Regions from separate parts of the Homo sapiens genome. Here region 1 is linked to region 2. A link is a contact called in ENCODE Hi-C data. All regions are on one chromosome and are shown on one strand. The core of a region is the stretch at or near the end of the contact, and the rest is flanking DNA. Distances in the headings are between cores, read along the strand shown. Region 1 holds the start of BHLHE23 (basic helix-loop-helix family member e23). Region 2 holds the start of GATA5 (GATA binding protein 5).

Region 1 (5,413 bases), core at 2,046-4,545, 530 kb after region 2:
CAGCTGGAAGCAAAGCTCTTTCGTGTTTGGTTCCTCCCTGAGTGTTGGGGGAAGGGTGGCTCCTGGTGGGTGGTGACGGTGAAGTTCTTTCCCGGTGATCCCCAGCCATTCTCAACACACCTGCAGGAGCACAGCCGTCAGAGAAAAGACGAGCAGCCCCCCACGTTTCTCGGGAGCCACGGGCTTGCACAGGCACCCACGTGGGTTCTGCTTTGCTGTTTGCCAGATGTGGGCACACAGGCCGTGGAGGGCTGTCTTGGAATGAGAAGATCCTTGGGCAAATCTGAGAAAGGCCAGATGACACTGTGATTGCCCAGGTGGCTTCGCGAGCAGCCACTGCAGAGAAGGCGAGCTAATTCTCCGAAACACTCCACTCCACTCAGGCCAAGTGAGAAGCATGCAGACGTTTGTAGAACAGTAGACACACAGCTTTGTCATGTACAAAAAAGTTTAAATGTAACTTGAATTTTTATTTAAATTAAGTAATCGGAAGAATTTTTGATTAGTGAAGTGGTTTTTTCAAAAACTTATTCTCCACCCAAAGAGAGAAAGAGAGATTTTTTTCCTCTGCCCTTTTCCTTATGATTTCACACATGTGCTATAATAAGTGGTTGCTTTTAGATGAGTTTTAGCATCTCAGAGACTCTTCAGACTCTGGTTTCGAGTGGACACAAGTATCTGAAAATTGAAATTATTGTGAATTCAGCTACAAATGAACACTATTTCACTTGATATTAAAATTTAACCATATTATTTTTATAAAATAAATGGCAATAAAATGCTTTATTCTGAATATAAATGATGTACCAATGTCTCTGATTTTAACCAGAATAAACACCCCTGTTTCAAATTCTGATAAGCAGGTAATTTATTTAAGATCACGTTGAAATGACCCTAGAAGTGAAGGGCATTTGAGTTTCCAGCTTTCCCACTTTATCTAAAAGGGGAAAAACGGTGTCTGGCACTCAGCTTTTCGAATGTGCAAAACTGATAAACTAGTCTGTTAGGGGAAAAAAAAAAGACAATGAAGAAATAAAAGTGGAAATTAGCAGAAACCAGTATTAGGCATATGTCTTTATGAATAAGACTTAACCATACACTTGATTTTGCAAGTACAGAAGGCCCTGTGGAATGTATTAATCAGAGTTAAACGCTGTAGACAGGCGCGTTGCAGGGCGGCGGCCCTCTCCCCTTGGCATTACCGACAGCCGAGGAAATTGGGTTAATAAAGCCGGATACTGCGGCGGGGCCGCGGGGCGCAAACCGGCGCGGACAGATGGGTCCCCGGGGGCACCCTGCCCGGCTCCCTGGATCCCGGATGGTGGCAGAGCTGGGAGCTGCGCAGGACGGGCACTGCGCAGCGCATCTCCGTTCACACCCGGCGGGGCACGGGGCCCGCAGCAGCTTACTCACCCGTAGCCCGGCCTCCTCCCTCGGAAGGGAGAGGGGATCGGTGGGGAGGGGGTTTGCTGGACACCAGGGCTAGACGGGGCCCTCCCCTGACCGTCAGGGTTAAGTAGGGCGCGGGCTGTGAGGACCCTCCTCCACGCAGCCCCCCGAGGCAGAGGGCCCGCAAAGCGGTCTCCATCCAACTCCACCCCGCGGACGTCCCAGGCAGCGGATGGCGGCGGGGGGGGGAGGCCAGGGGACATTTAGGGGACAAATTCCTCAGACTTCGAGGCAGCCGGCGACGGCGTCCAATTCCCAAATAAATAGAACAAACTCCTACTTGGAAAAGGCCTTCCCCGGGGTCTTCCTGCGCCCGCGGTCCAGCTCCTCTGCAGACGGCCATCGTGGGCTCTCCGCAGGGCTGCGGAGTCTCGGAGTCACCGAGGTGGGAGGTGCCGGCCACGCGCGTCCTCAGGAACAGAGCACTGCCCTGCAGTTTAGCACGAAGGGCCGGCTGGAGCGGGAGCGCGAGGCCCACTGCAAGAGGATCAGGAGCCAGTAAGTCCGGCTTTTCTTCGTCTCCACCTTTCGTGCGCCCGGGGCCAGGACCGCCTGTCCGGAATCTGACCAGTGCCCGTCCTCGCCGTGGCCCTGGGACCCCGCGGTGGTCTTCTTTTGGGGACGAACGGCAGTGCCCGAAGGATGCTCTACCCACCCCCGTTCCTAGACTTGCTGGGTCCCGACAATACCCAGTGGGTGCCGCGAGTTCCCGGGCGCAGAGTCCAGCGTCCGGCTCTCGAGCTCAATCCCGCGCCCCGACGGCCTTGGCGCTTCCCGCTGCGCTAAACTGTCCACCGCGCACAGGCTGGAAGCGAAGTCGGGCCCCCTCCTCCTGGTCTGCAGGGTCCCTCCAGGCCTTTCCTGTCCGGGCAGAGAGACAGTCACAGGGGCGATCGGAGGACGCGTGCGGGAGGGCCGGGGGCCCGCGCGGTCACGGCTTCTCGTGACAGTGTTTGCAAAGCGCGGAGGGCGTCCCGGAGAAGGCGGCGCACTTGTCAGGGCAGGGCCCCAGGGCGGCGCCTGCGGAGAAGGGGCACACAGTGGCCTGGCCGAAGGGCGTCAAGGGCGCGGCGTTTACGGGCGCGGCCAGGCCCTGGCCCTGGTTGAGGAAGGCCACCAGGCGCCGCATCTCGTCCAGGGCCTGCGCCTGCATGAGGATATAGTTCTTGGCGAGCAGCAGCGTGGCGATCTTGGAGAGCTTGCGCACCGACGGGCTGTGCGCGTAGGGGATGACGGCTCGCAGCCCGTCCAGCGCGTCGTTTAGGTCGTGCATGCGCCGCCGCTCGCGCGCGTTGATGCTGAGCCGCAGAGACCGCTGCTCTCGCGGCCGCCGCCGCCCGTCCGCCGCGCTCCCTGGCCCGCGCCGCCGCCGCCGCTGCTCGAAGGCGTCGTCCTCGTCCCCGCTCTGTTCGCCGCTGCTCTCCGCCGCCTGAGCTGGGGCGCGAGGTGCAGGCGCCGCGGGGAGGTCGCCGCCCGGGCCCGGAGTGCCGTAGCCGCGGGCCGCTTCGGGTTCTCGCGCCGCCCCGTAGGCGAGACCCGCAGCCGCCGCCGCGTAGCCGTGGCTTAGTGCCAGGTACGCGTCCCCCGACAGCGACTTGAGCTCGGCCATGGCCGCGCCGCCTGGGCTCGGGGGCTCGCCGGGTGGGCGGATGCTCATGTGGGTGAGCAGCCCCCGAGGCCGGCCCGAGCCCGCCGCTGCCGCTGCCGCTGCGATGAGGCTCCCGGCTCTGCGCGTCGGTCTGGCTTGCCTGCGGGTCCCAGAGCCTCGGCGCCCGCTGCCTCCTCCGCCTCTTCCTTCTCTCCCACCTCCTCTCCCTCCCAGCCGCGACGCGCAGGGGGCGGGCTCTACCTCCCCCTCGCCCCCGCTTCGGTTTTAAGCCGCGGAGGCGCCCGGTGGGACCTCGCTGCTGTCCAATCAGGGGGGACCGGGTGAGCTCCTCTTCCTGGAGCCGGGCTCCACCAGCGCCGCAGGCTCACAGGCCGGGGGTGGGGGCTCTGGACCGAGGGGCGGCGCGGGGCGGCGCGGGGCGGCGCGCGCGGTCCTGGAGCGCTAGTACTTGCTTCTCGACTCCCCGGCCGCCGCCTCCGGCCGCCCCGGGGATTCCGCCACCAAACGCACGCGTCCCAGGTGGGCACCCGCCTCGGTCCGTCTTTGAGTCTGACCCTAGCGCAAGAGTCCCTGGCGACACGCAGGGGCCAGAGCGGGGGGGCGCGCCGCAATAGCAGCAGCGCCAGCGCCAACACCCTGTCCCGCTGAGGGGCCGCTTCGGGTCGGGGTCAGGGTCGTGGGCGCTCTGGTGCAGCCGCGGCGCAGCGTGTACCCGGAGCCCGCACACTCCCTGCTCGGGGCGCCCTGTGGCCAGGCTTGAGGGGCAGAGTGAGAGGGAGTTTCTAGAACCTGTTGAAAAACGCCACGAGCGTTGCAGGCCGGGGAGGGCGGGAAGGTGGAGGGCAGCGCGGCCTGGGGCTCCCCGGGGGTGGGAGGGGAGCTCTGTGAGCTGCAGGACCGCCTCTTCCCTGCCAGCCGCTTCCTGGGCATCTATCAGCGAAACGCGTGAGGCTTGGTGGGCTTTCCCGGAGCCTCCGAACCCCTGGGGTCCAGCCACACTGGATGGGAATGTGGCCAGCCTCGGACTCGCCTTTTCAGTCCTCTTCCAACCCCGCATGAAGGCCAGAACCCCAGCCCTTCTCCCAGGTGGGAACCTGCCTGGAGGCCCGGCCGAGTGCTGAGGCTAGAGTGTGCTGAGGGATAGTGGCTTCTCCGGTCCTGGCTTGGGTGGGAGACTGGGCCACCCTGGCCTATGGCACGAGGTGGAGCGGCCCGTCGGGCCCTTCTGTGTGACCTGGGAAGGGCCGCATACCCTCCCTGTTCTCCAGGCTCCGCCCCAGGAGGAGCCACAGCGATGGGGCAGTGTGCGCAGCCCCGGGAGGGGAGTGGGAGCTGCACGTGTGTGGGGCGGATGTGCTGTCTGGAAGGTTCTGGGAACGCAGCAGTGACCGGCCTGTCCGGTGGTTCCCTGCCAGGTGCGGGGTGTGAGGAGACAGATGCATGGATAAGTCTCCGTGGGAAACTCAGGCCTTTGTCCTGGCGGAGGGGAATGGGTCTGAGGCAGCCTCTGCCGGGCTGGCGGCCTGTCTGGCTGCGCGTCCTGCAGCACCGGCCTCACCCCCAGCACACGCCCGCCAGGAGCGCAGGGGCCCCGAGGATGGAAGCGTCTGTCTGAGGCGCTGTCCTGGGACCCCACCCCGCCTTCGGGGCTGATGCACAGACCGGGAATTGAGGATACCTGGTGTGGAGGAGGCCGCTGTGTTTGGGCCTGGGTCTGAAGGGTGAGTGGGTGTCATTGTGGCCACGGGCCGGGGTCGGGGGAGCATTCAGGTGGCCGGAGGAGGCCTGGCACAGGGAAGGGCAGTGAGGGGCCCGGGTGGGGCCAGGAGATAGAGGGGCGGGACCAGGCCTGTGGGACAGTTTGAATCACGCGGGGAGTTTGGTCTTTATGGGAAGAAAGGCGCCGTGGCCATTCGGAGAGCCACTCTGGCACTGCTGCCGGTGCGGTCCGGGGCTGCGGGGCCTCCTCCTGGGCCTGAACTGCAGGGCTGGTGGGGGCCATGGGGGAAGGTGGCTCCACAGGTCCCCGGAGCTGGGGGAGCAGGAGGATGGGGTTGACCAGGAGGGAAAGCTATGGAGCTGGAGAATGCAGGAGGCCCCCGAGGGGAGGTGCAGCCAGCGCTGGTGGGGAGGCCTCTGAGGGGTACGCGGTAATTGACATCACGGGTGTGGGTGAGAGTGGCTTTCAAAGCATCGGCTGGAGCAGGGTCCCCATTAAAGCCAGAGACGCTGACGCCATGGGGCTGGGGTTGGGGCTGGGCCGGGGCTTTGGGAGGTCCGAACTCCCCAGCAGGGAGCCAGGGCTCTGGGCCAGTTCCCAGGCCCAGTTAATCTTCAGTAGAATCGATCGACCTT
Region 2 (5,584 bases), core at 2,356-4,855:
AGAGCTGCACCGGCATAGCACGCGAATCCAGGCATCTAGAACAGCCACCCGGCAAGGACAGCGGCAGGAGGGCTGGCCTCCACCCAGGGTGACGGCGGGAGCTGGCTGATCGACCCCGCACGGAGTCCACACCACCAGCGGAGGAGGACTTGGTGCCCAGGAACATACCCTTGCTCAGCCTTCTGACCCAGGTGCCACTGTGGCCTCCCCAATTTTAGATAACTTGCAAACGACATCAACACCCCAAATCCTTATTTGTACAATTACTCGAAAGTAAAGGTTTGCCTGGGGAAACGTATAGAACAAAGCAACTTTCAGCCTCTTCCAGCCTCTGGGGACTGTGCCCTGCCTGGGGCAAAAGTCCAGGCTCCGGAGTCCCCCACTCCCTGCTCAGCCACAAGCCAGGAAGAACCAAAAGTGAAAACAAGTTTAGCCCATGAGGCAGAGGACAGGCATAAACCTGGTGTCCCTGCGGTCCCTGAAATATGGGTAGAAAGTGCTCCCCGAGGGGACTACAGACCCAAAGACTCTCCAGTTTCAGATTTCAAGGCCCTTCAATCAAGTATCCAGCAGCCACCTTCCCTCAAGCCTCATCCCAGGTAGGGTCACCTTGAGGCCTCCGAGACAGGGCCAGGCCACAGCCAGCCACCACCGACTCGTAGGGCTGAGCTCCTGGCTCCTGGCAGCAGGCCTTCTTGGACCCAGCACTCAGCTGAGCCTGGCTGACACCGTTGCTCCAGAGCCTGGGCTCCTGGCCCCCAGAGCGCTCCAGGGCTGGGCGCTATGAGCTGGTGGCCCCTGGCATCCCCACTGGGATCCCCTGCCCTGCCCTGAGCGCTCTCAAAGAAGACCTGAGCCGGCCTGACCTGACCCACCGGGGCGGGCACCCAGGCTGTTTTTGGGACACTCCCTACCCCCTACCCCAGGGGCTCTGGTGTCACCTGGGTGGATTGCAAGAGGTCCCCTCGGGGGAGCACTGCGCCCAGGCGCCCCTCTGCCCAGCCCGAACTCACCAGGCGCTTCTGAGGCCGAACGAGCGGCCGGTTGACGCCATTCATCTTGTGGTAGAGGCCGCAGGCATTGCACAGGTAGTGGCCGGTGCCGTCTCGGCGCCACAGCGGTGTGGACAGGGCCCCGCAGTTGACACACTCACGACCCTCACCCGGGAACTCCTCCAAGAAGTCGGACACTGAGGGGACAGGCAGCTGGTGGGCCCGGGCCCTCCCCTCCCCAGGATCCTCCCCAGCTCATGGGCCGGCACCCTCCCCTCCCCAGGAGCCTGGCGGCTTTCGTCAGACGAATAAACTTAAGGCACAAATCTTGTGCCTTAGATGTATTTTATTTTAAAATTTATTTGCTTACTTCATCTTATTTTTAAATTTTTAATTCACATACGATAAAATTCGCTAGGGTTGGTTTTTCGAGGATGGGGTGTTAATAAACAGAACCTGAAGACAGACACCTGGGACTCCCGGCTCCGGGACCGGGGGCCAGCACTGGCCTCTGCCTGTTTGACCTGCTGGGAAAGCAGGGTGTCTACACTGGCGGGGGAGGTGGATGAAGTGGTGTCTACACTGGCAGGGGAGGGATGAAGGGGCTTTATCTGGCAGACACTCTTGGGCGCCCCTGGGCTCTCCTGGGAACGCTAACCCCGCTGTCCTCCTGTTCTGCAAAGCGGGTCCATGACAGGGGTGGGGGGTTGGGAGGGTGGAGGAGGTGCCTTCTGTCAGCTTGGCTGTGGTCGCAACCAGTGTCCTTCCTTTAGAAGGCCAGCCCCGCCTCACAGCCCCCTGGGGCCGGGCTTCGCACACTGTGCGGCTGGGGGTGGAGGTCTTCCTGGTCCCCTCCAGGCCCGGCCCGGCGCCGGCGCGAGGGAGGCCCGGGCGCCGAGTGGGGGTGGGGCAGGGATCAATCATCGCCCCGCCGGGGGTGGGCGCCAGCAGCCGGGCTGTCCAGGGAGGCGGGGGCCAGGGGTCCTGCGGATGCCGCTGCGCCCGCTTCCTGCGCCAAAGGGCCGGCGGGGTCCCAAAGGCAGCTCCGGAGCTGGGTGTCGAGGCCTCCAAGGTCCCGGAGGGACGGGATGGGCCCCTGCGGAGCTCAGAGGAGCCGCCTTCGCCAGAAAGTGACTACGCTGCAACCGGGAAGAGCCGCTCCCCTCACAGGCCGAGAATCCGATTCTCCAAACTGATACTCGGGAAGCGACTGAAACCAGGTCTCAAATTAAAATCAGTAAACGTCCTAGAACCGAGACGAATGTGGCCACTTAAATAAACCGATGTTTTGGGCTTTATAAAAATCGTTTCCAAAACTTTTCAAAAACAAAAACAAAAACGATTAAGACTTTTGAGGCTCCACATTGGCACAATCCGGAATGCTGTTTGGAAATAGATGTTCCTTCTCATTAACAGGTTAAAACAGAATTCTGGATGGGTGTTTCCCGTGCGGGGTGTTACCCAGGTTTACTCGTCTCGCCCCGGGGCTGCTGGTGTCGCTCCTGGCAGGGAGGCTCGGACCGTGGGGGAGGATGAGGGGAGCGTTTCGCAGGGTGCGGGTTTGCACCCGGATTCGGCCGCTCCTGGGCCCCGAGACTGTGGAGCCCCCGCACTCACCGAAGGTGGGCCTGCGGCCTGGGAGGCCGTGCAGGACGCTGCCATCGAAGGGCCCGGCAGTCCAGGACTGGGCCACGTCGGGGCTCACGTAGGCCGGGTAGGTGGCGGAGTACGAGGTCCCCACCGGCCGCCCAAGCGGGGCCGCGAACTGTTCTCGAGGCAACAGCGCGCCCTGGTAGGCACTGCCGTCTCGGCCCCCCGCGCTGCCGCCGCTGCCGGGCCCCGAGGGGCTGTGCGCGAAAGGGAAGGCGGTGGCCCCGGGCGGGTGCGCGGCTGGGGGGTGCGGACTGCCCGGGCCGAAGGCCGACGAATCCGCGGTGGCTGTCTGCGCCCAGCCGGGGCGCGCAGCGAGCTCGGGGGGCTGCGGGCTCGGCTCACACCCGGACAGGTAGGACAGCATCGAGGGGACGCGCGCCGGCGGCACAAACATCGGAGAGCCGGCGCCCGGAGCGTGCAGGAAGGAGCCCGAGTCGGCGTAGGCGGCCTGGCGGGGGCTCGCGGCCAGCGCCAGGCTCTGGTACATCCTCCCAGGCGTGGTCTTGACCTGCAGGGAAGAGGGACAGGTGTGGAGGTCACGGGAGCTCTGCGCCCTCCGCCAGCGCCCGAGCTTATGCCGGGCAGGTGCCGCCGCTTCGGGCAGCGCTTCCCAGTCCCCAGCCCGGGACGTTCGCGGGGCGGGTCCCCGAACCCGAGGGAGAGGAACCGCGGGGATGGGAGAGGCCAGCGCGTCATCCCCGGGGCAGTCACAACGCCGAGCCCACCTCCTCCCCGACCGGGCTTCGGAGGTCCCCGGGGTGAGCTCGGTGGGGGCCTGGGAAGGACGGGCCTGGCGCGGCCGCAGGACGCAGGGCCTGGAGAGCGGGGCCCCGCCGCGCTGGGAGGGGCCGGGTGGGGAGGGGCGCGCGGCTGCAGCCCGGGCTGGAGCACTCACCAGCGGGCAGGGAGGGCGGCAGGGCACGGCGGTGGCGGTGGGTCGGCGACCGGCGGGCCGAAGACTGGAAGCCCGGGCCGCTGAGGCTCCGCAGCCCCCTCCGCGCCGCCCCGGCCCGCCCCCGCCGCGCCGCCCCTTCCCTCCCCGCGCCCGCCCCTTCTTCCCCGCAGGGTCAGCGCTGGGGCTCCGGCCGTAGAGCCACGTGACCCTGGCAGGCCCTGCTCGCGGGGCTTGGCGACAAGGACGCACGACACGGGGCGGCCAGCGCGGAGCCCGGACCAGTGCAGCTAGACGGGCGGGCCGAGGGCTTCGTGGGCCCCGGGGAGTCGGGCGCAGAGACTTCTCCAAGTTTGTGCGAGTCCCGAGCCCTCTGCCTCCCTGCCCCGGCCCCCGCCGAAGGCTGGCCTAAAGACGGGCTCCGTGTCTGGTGGCTGAGTCGGTGATCCCGGCCCCGCTCACCGATGGACACGCGGCGGTGGAACCCCGTGGGCCCCCTCGTTGCGTGGCCGCACCCGGGGCTCGGTGCAGGGAACCGGCTTCCATAGGGACGGCCGGCTCGGGTCGCTGGACTGGGACGGGGTGCACTGGCGGGAGCCCCGCGATTTCCTCGGTTTCTGAGCAAGCGGGGCCACAAGGCTCGGGGTCCCAGTGGGAGGTGGGCAGGGTCCAGCCTCTAAGGCCCGATCTGGGTGCCAGGCTCGAAGGCCCCAACCCCGGTGGGGCTCTCAGCCGGCTCTCGGGGACTCGGGAAGAGTTTCCTCCAGGCGCCAGAAATGCGTGTGGGTAGGAGGCGACCCAGGTCAGGGAACCGTGTCCCGCTCGCACTCCCGGTGAGGGCTGCATGGAGGCGCCGCTGCCGCGGAGCAGCTCCGCAGGTTGCGGGAAACGGAACGGCGGGCTCGGAGCACACCGGGTGGACCCAGGCTTGGCGGCCATGAAAGTTCTTTTTTTCTTTTTTTCTTTCTTTCTTTCTTTCTTTCTTTCTTTCTTTCTTTCTTTCTTTCTTTCTTTCTTTCTTTTCTTTCTTTCTTTCTTTTTTCTTTCTCGGAGCACACCGGGTGGACCCAGGCTTGGCGGCCATGAAAGTTCTTTTTTCTTTCTTCCTTCCTTTCTTTCTTTCTTTCTTTCTTTCCTTCCTTCCTTCCTTCCTTCCTTCCTTCCTTCCTTCCTTCTTTCTTTCTTTCTTTCTTTCTTTCTTTCTTTCTTTCTTTTCTTTCTTTCTTTCTTTCTTTCTTTCTCGGAGCACACCGGGTGGACCCAGGCGTGGTGGCCATGAAAGTTCTTTTTTCTTTCTTCCTTCCTTCCTTCCTTCCTTCCTTCCTTCCTTTCTTTCTTTCTTTCTTTCTTTCTTTCTTTCTTTCTTTCTTTCTTTCTTTCCTCCCTCCCTCCCTCCCTCCCTCCCTCCCTCCCTTCCTTCCTTTTGCGGAGTCTCGCTCTGTCTCCCAGGCTGGAGTGCAGCGGCGCGATCTCAGCTCACCGCCTCCCAGGTTCAAGCGATTCTCCTGCCTCAGCTTCCTGAGTAGCTAGGACTACAGGCACCCGCCACCACACCCGGCTAATTTTTGTATTTTTAGTAGAGACGGGGTTTCACCATGTTGGTCAGGCTGGTCTCATCGAGCTCCTGACCTCAGATGATCCGCCCGCCTCAGCCTCCCAAAGTGCTGGGATTACAGGCGGGAGCCACCGCATGAAAGTTCTTCCTTGCAGAAACGGGCCCTCAACTCCTGTCAGTCAGGGCTCGGAGAGGACGCTGGTGAAGGGTGAAGACCTGGGAAGGCAGGAAGGCGGCGATGTGGGGCCGTCGGGGTGGGTGTCACTGGATCCCCCCCACGGGGGTCTGGACAGCCGGCGCTGTCCGTCTGGGAAGAGCTGGGGTGCCCCACATGCGCCCTTATTCCTGGCCTTTCCTCTTCGCCCACAGCAGATAAGGATTCAGGGTGCTTGTGGAGGCGTCCAGGGTCCCTGCGTCTGGGAAGGCAGCAGGCTGAAGCCCCTGGTCTGTGGTGGACTTGGGACCCCACAGACGGTTCCGCAGCAGGTTCAG

The links. Hi-C counts contacts between places; a loop is a spot of excess contacts on that map. Pooled maps may share reads with other maps.
Region 1: a pooled map shows a loop between it and region 2 (9-fold over the local background). The contact joins the promoter of BHLHE23 here to the promoter of GATA5 in region 2. A Hi-C loop is called at or near these places in 1 of 168 maps with a recorded cell type or tissue (lower leg skin), 1 of 37 single-sample maps with no recorded cell type and 5 of 50 pooled maps.

The regions. Positions count from the first base shown.
Region 1 is chr20:63,003,669-63,009,081 of GRCh38, forward strand. BHLHE23 (basic helix-loop-helix family member e23) reads right to left here and starts at 3,296. Exons shown (of 1, transcript NM_080606.4): 1 at 2,259-3,296. The coding sequence starts at 3,106. The coding sequence ends at 2,381. RefSeq lists enhancers at 177-690, 3,015-3,720, 3,721-4,428, 5,280-5,349.
Region 2 is chr20:62,472,390-62,477,973 of GRCh38, forward strand. It overlaps GATA5 (GATA binding protein 5), which reads right to left and starts at 3,606. Exons shown (of 7, transcript NM_080473.5): 1 at 3,541-3,606; 2 at 2,610-3,153; 3 at 1,014-1,189. The coding sequence starts at 3,132. RefSeq lists an enhancer at 1,214-1,874.